Linked DNA regions of Homo sapiens: region 2 is linked to region 1. Evidence: chromatin loops called from intact Hi-C (ENCODE). Cell type or tissue: sigmoid colon. All regions are shown on one strand.

The links. Peaks named below come from ENCODE experiments on the same cell type or tissue, not always from the same donor. Only the 100,000 strongest peaks of a DNase experiment are listed, where the experiment ranks them.
Region 2: a loop joins it to region 1, with 5 times the contacts of the local background. A loop is called at or near these places in 16 of 110 quality-filtered maps.

The regions. Positions count from the first base shown.
Region 1 is chr16:17,403,602-17,408,601 of GRCh38, reverse strand. All of the region lies in intron 1 of XYLT1 (xylosyltransferase 1), which reads left to right. Among named protein-coding and RNA genes, the nearest start is that of XYLT1, 65 kb to the left of the region's middle. RefSeq lists an enhancer at 2,443-3,642. In sigmoid colon, no CTCF peak of the experiment used is centred here; DNase peaks (open chromatin) are centred at 1,501, 2,031 and 3,061.
Region 2 is chr16:17,343,008-17,348,007 of GRCh38, reverse strand. All of the region lies in intron 2 of XYLT1 (xylosyltransferase 1), which reads left to right. Among named protein-coding and RNA genes, the nearest start is that of XYLT1, 130 kb to the left of the region's middle. RefSeq lists enhancers at 339-428, 1,897-2,398. In sigmoid colon, no CTCF peak of the experiment used is centred here; DNase peaks (open chromatin) are centred at 2,797 and 4,097; H3K27ac peaks cover 3,452 bases.

The DNA.
Region 1 (5,000 bases):
AGTGCTGGGATTATCGGCCTAAGCCACCATCCCCGGCCTATTCTTTTAGCACCTAGAAGCACATCAACCAAGGATATTGTGGTGCTAGGCAACGAGGCTTGAATACACTGGAGGAATTTTTCCAGTTTGAAGCTGGAACTAGTTAGGAAATTTAGGAGTGAGCAATTGTTAAGTATCCAAGCACAAAACTCAGGAGTGAGTCTGAGCCATGAGAAAGCTGATACTGACTTTAGAAGATCAATATTGTGATATTCCCAGGGCTTTGCCTCTTAGATTTCATGAGAATTTATAATATGTTCACACTCAATGATTGCTTACCAAGCGTATGTCACTGCACTTACTTAGCATGCACTTTGAAAAGCAAAACATCATTTATTCCTTAAAAAGAACTCGGTGTTGTACCCATTTTCCAGGGCAGGTGATTGAGGCTCTGAGAGGCTATCATCGTATATTTTGTATTACTATAAAGGAATATCTGATGCTGGGTAGTTTATAAAGAAAGAAAGTTTATTTGGTTTGTGATTCTGATGGCTGGTAAGTTCAAGATTAGGCATCTGCATCTGGCGAGGGCCTCCGACAGCTTCACTCACAGTGGAAGGTGAAGGGGAGTTGGCATGTGCAGATATTACAGGTAAGCAAGAAAGCAAGAGAGAGGGAGGGGAAGGCCAGACTGTTTGTAAACATCCAGCTCTTGCAGAACTAATAGAAGGAGGGTATTGATCTATTCATGAGGGATCCACCCTCAAAACCCAAACACCTCCCATTAGACCCCACCTCCAACACTGGGGATCAAATTTCAACATGCGGTTTGGAGGGGACACACATCTAAGCCATAGCAGAGGCCAAGTTACTTGCTCAGGGGCACATAGCCAGAAGGTAGAAGGCCCTGGGTTAGAATGCAGACCTGCCTGAATCCCAAGGCCATACTCTTCCTTGAACACCATGCAGTGGTTATTTTAGTAGGGGTCACACAGATGGGTGGGGAGCAGGCAGAGAAATAAACAAAGAGACTGAGTGCTGCTGTCTCATGCCTATAATCCCAGCACATGGGAGGCTGAGCAGGAGGATCAGTTGAGCCCAGGAACGCATGTCCATACTGGGCAACATAGCAAGACCCCATCTCTATAAAATATATAGAGGATTTATAATGTGTCCACATTTAGTGATTGCTAACCAAGCGTATGTCACTGGGCTTAGCAGGCACTTTGAAAAGCAAAATATCTCTTATTCCTTAAAAATAACGCTGTGTTATACCCCTTATATATATACACATATATATAAATTTTTAAAATAAGAATAAATAGGCTGGACGCAGTGGCTCCTGCCTGTAATCCTAGCACTTTGGGAGGCCGAGGCAGGCAGATCACCTGAGGCCAGGAGTTCAAGACTGCTGGCCAACATGGCGAAACCCCATCTCTCCTAAAAATATAAAAACTAGCTGGGGTGGTGGCAGGGGTCTATAATCCCAGCTACTTGGGAGGCTGAGGCAGGAGAATCGCTTGAACTCCGGAGGCAGAGGTTGCAGTGAGCCGAGATTGCGTCACTGCATTCCAGCCTGGGTGACAGAGCAAGACTCTGTCTCAAAAAAATTAAATTAAAAAATAAAAATAAAGAAGCAGCAAAAGGTTTCAAATTAAAAGGGTGACTTTCGAAAGACCATATGACCCTGTGGGAAGAGACATACTATGTTCTTATGTTTTATTTTTCTGTTGCATACCACACCCAACCCAGGGCCTCATATATTCCAAGCACATAGAATAATTTGTTGAAGGAACATTGAGTGAACAAGGAAAAGAAATGGCCATTTCTTCTTTTGTTTTTTCTTTTGAATTAACCCTTTAGCTGTTCAGCATCTTCCTCCTTGTTTAAATGGGCGTTGTGGTCCCTTTTGACCCCCAGCTTCTGAGGCCTGCTGGGGAAGGTTGGCGTGAACACAGCTTCTCTTCCCCAGGGCCTCCTGGTCTCCACTTGTCTTCCCATCTGCTTTCCAGATGATCAAATGACTCATCAGCTCCCTGCAGCCTTCCCAAACCTGCTTTTTGTCTTCTCCGCTCTCTTTCCCAATTTCTTAGGCAGGACTCCTCTGGCTGTGAGTGACGGAAACCAACTTAGTCTAGTTTAGGCCCCATGGGGGAGCTTACTGGATCCCAGATGGTGATTCACAGGAACCCTGGGAGAGACCTCACTGGAGCACAGAGAGGGGAAGCAGTGTGCTCTAAGTCACACAGCTGTTCATTATGGGGAGGGTTGGGAGAGCTTGAGAATTTTGAGAACAAGCTACATGCAGGTGGTGACTATTTATTTGACTAATGTACTCCCAGTGCCTAAAACAATAACACTCATCATATAGTAGGTGCTCAGTAATATTTGTTGAATGAGCATGTGAATGCATGAATAGTGGAGTCTCTTATTTTTATAAAATAGAGTCTCACTCTGTTGCCCAGGCTAGGCTGCAGTGGTGCAATCTCAGCCCATTGCAGCCTCCACCTCCCAGGTTCAAGCGATTCTCCTGCCTCAGCCTTCCAAATAGCTGGGATTACAGGCATGCACCACCACGCCTGGCTAATTTTTGTATTTTTAGTAGAAGTGGGGTTTCTCCATGTTGGCCAGGCTGGTCTCAAACTCCCGACCTCAAGTGATCCACCCACCTCAGCCTCCCAAAGTGCTGGGATTTCAGGCGTGAGTCACCAGTCTCAGCTGAATAGTGAAATCTTAAAGTTTTCATCCCCCCTCTGTATGGATAGGAAGTAACTGAGGGCAGGGAGGGGAAATGGAGGAATTCTTTACATCACTGTGCCCTTCTTTTCACTCTCATCATGCATCAGGGGCCCCAGGGCCTGGCTTCTGCTAGCTTCAACCCTGGGTTCTCGTCCTACCTTGAGGTTGTCTCAGCCTCTGCAGGTGACAGAGAGCCTGCCTGCCCCAGCCTCAGCCTGGACATCTCCCAGCTCACGAGGGCACCACAGTGAATGGGCGTCATTCAGTTCTTGCATCAGACTGGCTCGGCTGACCACAGCAAGCTACGGCCCCCGAGGAAGATGCCAGGAGCTGGGTTTGCTGCCAAGGGCTCCCTGCTGCTGTCCCTGTGATTTCAACTCCCCAGGGCTCCCAGTGGGTGAGAACAAGGGCTGGCTGTGGCAGAGTTCTCGTCTTTGGGTGGGGTGTGTGGCGAATGGAAAGTCAGCCGCTCCGGCCTCGTGGCTTGGCTGCTGCGAGCACGGATGCTTTATAAAGTGACTTTTCAAGGCCTTCTCCCTCCACTGGGCCTTGGCAGCCACGCTGTTTCTCCAGAACTGAGCCGGCCTTGTGTCTGTTGGGAAGAAAGACATGAAAATGAGGGCTGGAGCGGACGCAGGGCCCCGATTCCAGGAGAAACAGGGCATCATGTTGTGCTGCTGCCTGGGGCAGAGCTGACAAGCGCCACATTCATTCCTCAGCAGGAGTTGGCTCCCTTTGTGGTATCAAATGCCCCCTCTGCACAGCCGCGACATTGATCAGCAACATCAGCTGTGTAGAGAGGTGGCGCGGGGTGGCGAGGCCGTTTGATTAACCAGGGGCCCTCTAAATGCTGTTTTTCTAATCTGAGTCATCCCTCCAGAAAGTTATGTGCTTGTGTGTGGCAATATTACAAGTGTATGTTGTATTCTGTGTGGAGGGCACCTCTCAGAGGTGTGCAAAGAGGCAGCCCTTATTTGGAGAAGAGGGGCAGATGCGCGTGGTTGCAGCTCTCTGCACACGTTTATGCCTGTATTTCTATCCCTATGCTATGTTTGCATGCCTTTTGTGAATGTACACAACTCTGAATGTTTTTCTTTTTAAATTTTTATTTTTTAGAGACAGGGTCTCAATATATGCCCAAACTGGTCTTGAACTGCTGACCTCAAGTCGTCCTCCCGCCTCAGCCTCCCGAGTTGTTGGAATTACAGGCAACTGCCCCTGTGCCTGGCCAACTCTGACTGTTACTTGTGCATCTGTTGTTGCATGCATGAGTGGGTGCGTGTCTTCCTAAGACAGAGAGGCTTCCTGGATTCGAAACATGGCTTTGCTTCCTATGCACCATGTGATGAATTCCCATCAGCCTTGGTTTTCTCACCTGTATAATGGGGATGATCATGGTTCTCACCTCACAGGAGAGTCTTGGAGGTTAAATGGGGCAACATCTGGCTCCAGGTCAGTTGTTGACGTGTGTCAGTTACTGTGGCTGTTACGGTTTTGACTTTGCAGGCTTGCTAGTATGTCTGTGTGACCTGCTCCACGCCCTCATCCTCAGCTGTAGCAGGAATTGTGTTGGTGTTTTCTCTTGCTTTCTGAACAAAGGATCCAGTGCTCTGAGTTCTGAGGAGGAAAAGGGACAGGATCTGAGACTCTTTTGGTTTCATCAGGGGCTGCTCAGCTCGCTGTGTCCCACCTGGATGGGGGAGGAGTATCCGACCCTTCCTGGGCCCTGAGTCCCTCCTGGGTCACTCAGGCTTGTCACACCTCCTCCCTGAGCCCCCCCCCCAACCACACATAGACACACACACATACAGTTATGCACATTGAATCTGTCTGACGTTGCTGCGGTTTCCCAGGAGGGGTTTAAATAATTCTCTGTGGCTGTGGTCTGAACTGCACAGAGAGAATCTCGTTGTCTCTAACCTGCTAGTGGATGGCTCCCACCTGGCCTGACCTCTGGCTCCAAAGGGCAAGTCCAGCGTTTCAAGCTGCTCTTCTAGCCCTTATGAACCTGAGGTCTTGGAGGACGGCTCTCAATGGAGAATTGTGTCTGGAGAAGAGACAAGGGTGAGGTATTCCCAGATGGGCTTTGAGGAAAGGGCCTTTTGCCTCTCCTGCTGTGAACAGCTTTCATGGCTCTTCTTCTGCAGTAGAGTAGTGATACAGTTTGGCTATGTTCACACCCAAGTCTCTTCTTGAATTGTAGCTGCCATGATTCCCCCACGTGTTGTGGGAGGGACCCGGTGGGAGGTTATTGAATCATGGGGGCAGGTCTTTCTGGTGCT
Region 2 (5,000 bases), 61 kb after region 1:
AGGGTTTCCATGGGTTGGCTGTGTCTGTACCCCTAGCAAGGCCACAGCTGCTGTGGGGCTGCCCTCTCCCGTGGCTGCAGCTACTGTCTCCGTGGTCCAGGAACACCACTCCCTCCCCTTCAGGCCCCAGGGTGGTGACAGCTCCTGGCTGTGGCCAGCCCTGGTGCATAGCACCTCCCTTGTTAGTTTTCCTTATAAAGAATCTCTTTGTACAGTCTCTTCAGTTTGGAGAGTAACATCTCTTTCCTTCAGGGACCCTGACCGGGCCCCCGCCTCGCTGGCTCAGCACTGCCAATGGGACTTGCCATGGGGAGTCACTGTCATCTTGTGTCATGTTTTGATTAAAGGAGAGGGTCTTCCAGTGGAGGAGAGGTCCCAGAATGGAGACCATGGGACAGTGAAGCTCTTGAAACTGAATGCCCAACGGTGGATTGTACGAGCTCTTTTTTTAGAGAGAAGATCATAGCTGTCATTCTATTTGTGAAAACTGTCCCCCAAAACTGAGCCAAAAATAAACATTCTAAACAGTCTCATGCTAAATAAAGCACCAGAGAAGCCACATGTGTGAGAAGAGATGCCCCAGGCAGGGTCAGCTTGGAGTATTCTCATTCATTCATACTCCTCTGTCTGTCCCAAGTTGGTAAAGGCATTCTTCAGTGGGGAGGGACTAAGGCCTAGGGCATGGTGGGGTGGGGAGAGGCGGGGGACAGGCCTTCAGCTCCTTCCGGTAGCCCCCAGAGCAGACAGACAGACAGAGAAGACAGGTTATTTCTGCCTGCAAGCAAGGCCTTCACAAAATCACTTTTTCTTGGTTCTCGGTCACACCTCCAGGAAATGTTAACTGTCCTAGTATTTGAATCTAATTTCTTAGAAATGCCGCCACCTCTGGTTTGTACCTCTGAGAGCCAACAGGGAGGGCCAGCGCGTAGCTGCTTCTCCAGACCAGGTGGTCCTGCAGGAGGGAGTAGCAGTGGGGCTACCCCGGCTCCCCCCTCAATGTGATCTTCCCCGCTGCCTTCAACTGCCTTTCTGAAAAAGAGTATCTTATTAATAATAACCCCGTTCTCATTTTCTTCTGGGAACTGTAGCTCATTTTTTCCACTGAACAAAAGAGAACTGGGTGGAAAGCTGAAGTTAGCTGTGGTGCAGGTGCCAGATGGGTGGGGTCGAGGACAGAAATGCAGTTTTATTGTCCTGAGAAGGAAAAACCCAGCCAGCTCAATGCTAGAAGAAGGAACTTCCAGCTATAAAACGGGCTCAAAGAGAGTTCTTGGTCAGATGACCAGTCTCCACGTTCACTGGCCCAGTTAGAATCAGGCACCAGTTATGGGAGCAGGAGGTGACTTTCTCATTTCATGGCCCTGGACTCAAAGTTGTGCCATGGGCCTCCTCGTGGCCATCTCTGACCTGCACATGGGTTGCCTTTGGCCTCAGGAAGATTTTTAAATTTTTTAAATTTTTAGAGAGGGGAAGAGTGGGGTTGGAAGATTTTTGAAAAACTGATAGGTAAAACCACTCTGAGCTGCTGGATGTCCATGACTGGTGACCACCAGCTGCCCCTTTGCATGGGGCCTCGGGATGGGGTCACTGGTTCATAGAAGTCCCCACCTGGCCTGCTGCGTTCATTCACCTCAGTGACAGTCCCCTGGGTATTGTTTGTCCTGTCCCCTGCACACTCAGGACTCTGGATCCTCCTAGGGTCTCACCTGCAAAGTGGACAAGGGCAGTCTGGACCTGGTAACCCCAAGCAGCCCCTTGGGGAGGTGAGAACGGGCCTCGTGGGGGCAGGTCATGGTCTATGCAGCAGACCCCCTGGCTCACCACTTAGCTGCTGTGAGACCTTCCACACGCCAGCGATCCCTTTGTGCCTCAGTTTCTTTAAAAAATGGTCAGAGTAGGCCGGGCTCGGTGGCTCACGCCTGTAATCCCAGCACTTTGGGAGGCCAAGGCAGGTGGATCACCTGGGGTCAGGTGTTCAAGACCAGCCTGACCAACATGGCGAGACCCCGTCTTTACTAAAAATACAAAAATTAGCCACGTGTGGTGGCACACGCCTATAATCCCAGCTACTCGGGAGGCTGAGGCAGGAGAATCACTTGAACCCAGGAAATGGAGGTTGCAGTGAGCCGAGATCAAGCCACTGTACTCCACCATGGGTGACAGAGCGAGACTCTCTCTCAAAAATAATAATAATAAATAAAAACGGTTGAAGTAACAGCAGTAGCCACCTCCTAGACTTGTTGGGATGATCAGATGGGTTAACGTGCATTAAGCAACAGAACAGTGCCTGGCACCTAAGCACTTAGTATTACTTTCATAGTCCTACGTTTGAATCCCAACTCTTTCACTTGCTCAGTGCATCACCTTTGAGAAAGGCTTTTAGCTTCTGAGCTTCAGCTTCCCAACTAGTTAAAGCAGCCATGAGGACTGCTAAGAGGATAAGCTGGAGACACCCTCTTGTCACTTGTGAATGCAAGCTGCGTCACCCCCTGCCTTTTCTCTCTTGTGGAAGTAGCAGGCTTGGGGAGCAGAGGCTCTCCAGCCTCCGTGCCTCCATGCACTGCCTCCTGCATCCCTGTGCCACAGAGAGGGCAAAGACTTTGGCATTCTCTGCAGGGATTTGCTTTGTGCCTTCTCTGGAATGTTCCTCCTCCTCTGTTTAGGTAGCTGGTTTCCTCTTTACAGAGAGGGAAGCAGCACGAGTTGAAATACCAGGATGTTTTTGGCAGCCAAACTAGGTGCTTGTCTCAAGAGCAAGCTGGGACATTTTTTGCCTGCGTGCAGTTCAGAGATGAACTGTGTCGTCACCACATGAGTGAAGCCCAGAACTGCCTGGATGACGAGTGGTCAGAGTAGCAGAGGCTGAGACATCTTCTAAGGAAATAAAAACGGGCCAACAGCTGGCCCCTTGGGTCTCACCTCTGCCACCCACAGGCTGAGGAAGCTCCTTTTCTGGCCTGGGGTATGTTCAGACATGGCCAGGTAGTGGACTTGCCTGTGTTAGGCCGGGCGCAGTGGCTCACGCCTATGTATAATCCTAGAACTTTGGGAGGCTGAGGCAGGCAGATCACTTGAGGCCAGGAGTTTGAGACCAGCCTGGCCAACATGGTGAAACACCGTCTCTACTAAAAATATAAAAATTAGCCAAGCGTGGTGGCGCATGCTTGTAGTCCCAGCTACTCGGGAGGCTGAGGCAGGAGAATCACTTGAATCCGGAAGGCAGAGGTTGCAGTGAGCCAAGATCACCACACTGCACTCCAGCTTGGGTGACAGAGACCTGTCTCAAAAAAAAAAAAAGAATCCTTAGACAGTTGGCTGCGAAGACACATCTCAAAAGCCCCAAGGTGTACCAGATCTTATCAACCCCATTCTTTTGCCTCCAGCCTCACTACAGTGCTTAAGGGACTCCCTTCCCCAGGGCAACCTTGTTTACCCTGTGGACTGACTAACCTGGGGTCACTTGATCTGGGCACTACTGACATTTGGGACAGGATTATTCTTTTTTTTTTTTTTTTGAGATGGAGTCTCCTTCTGTCACCCAGGATGGAGTGCAATGGCGTGATCTCGGCTCACTGCAAGCTCCACCTCCCGGGTTCGTGCCATTCTCCTGCCTCAGCCTCCTGAGTAGCTGGGACTACAGGCGCCCGCCACCACGCCCGGCTAATTTTTTTTTTTTTTTTGTATTTTTTAGTAGAGACGGGGTTTCACCGTGTTAGCCAGGATGGTCTCAATCTCCTGACCTCGTGATCCGCCCGCCTTGGCCTCCCAAAGTGCTGGGATTACAGGCACCCGGCCTGGGACAGGATTATTCTTTGTTGTGAGGCTGTTCTCTGCATTGTAGAATGTTTAGCAGCATCTCTGGCATGTACACACTAGATTTTAATGACACTCCCTCCTCCAGTTGTCTCACAAATGTCTCTGGACATTGCCGAATATCTCTGGGGAGCAAAAGCACCCCTGAGCTGAAAACCACGGTCCTAACCAAGTATGGGTAGCAGAGAATGTGTAAAAATCAACACCCGTTGACTGTAATGAGACGGAGCTGGTGACGTTTAGGTGAAGTCTGCTGGTTGAACGCCTCCCTGTAAATGTCATTGGGCTTTAATTTTTTGCTTCCAAGTGACCTCATGTGACCTGGAGTTACAAACAAGATAGCATGTGCCAAGTGTTTCACTGTGGGTGTGATGAGGTACGGAAGAACGCTCTCTTGATTCCTCTTCTCATTTAAAAAGCCAAGCACACTGGGTATGGTGGCTCATGCCTGTAATGCCAACACTTTGGGAAGCCAAGGTGGAAGGATTGCCTGAGGCCAGGAGTTTGAGACTAGCCCGAACAATATAACAAGACCATCTCTACAAAAAAATAAAACATAATCTGCGTGTAGTGGCCCGTGCTTTTAGTCCCAGCTACTCGGGAGGCTGAGGTGGGAGGATCACTTGAGGCCAGGAGATGGAGGTTGCAGTGAGCTGTGATTGCGCTACTGCACTCCAGCCTGGGTGATAGAGCGAGATCCTGTCTCAAATTATTCTTTTTTTTCATTTTAAAACTAAAACGCCAGCACAACCTTGAGGCACAAAAGGATGTAGGGCCTCCAGCTCACATCTGGGGGATGGAGACCCCAAGCCCACCTATGCCTGAGTCGCTGTTGATGCAGCAGGCACTGGGTGCCGTGAAGCAAGAGGAGTTCGTGGCACAATCCCGGAGGCCTGTCCCCTGAAAGACCGCAGGGAGACGGTTTTCAGATCTGCAGTAGTTTGGCTGTCACAGGAGATTGTGGGTTTGCCTGACACCCGAAAATAGTCTGTGGCTTCAGGGGCTGACGTTGTAACATGTTCAACCCTTGCTGGCATTTACTCCCTGGACTCTGTGAAAGGGTCCTGTGTGCAGAGCAGCTGCCTGAGACAACCAGGCTGCTGTGTGCCATGTTGGCCGTGAGGTGTTTACGTGTTACTTTCTTGTTGGGTGTTCCACCCTGTTCTCTGCGGGCAGCTGTGACTGGA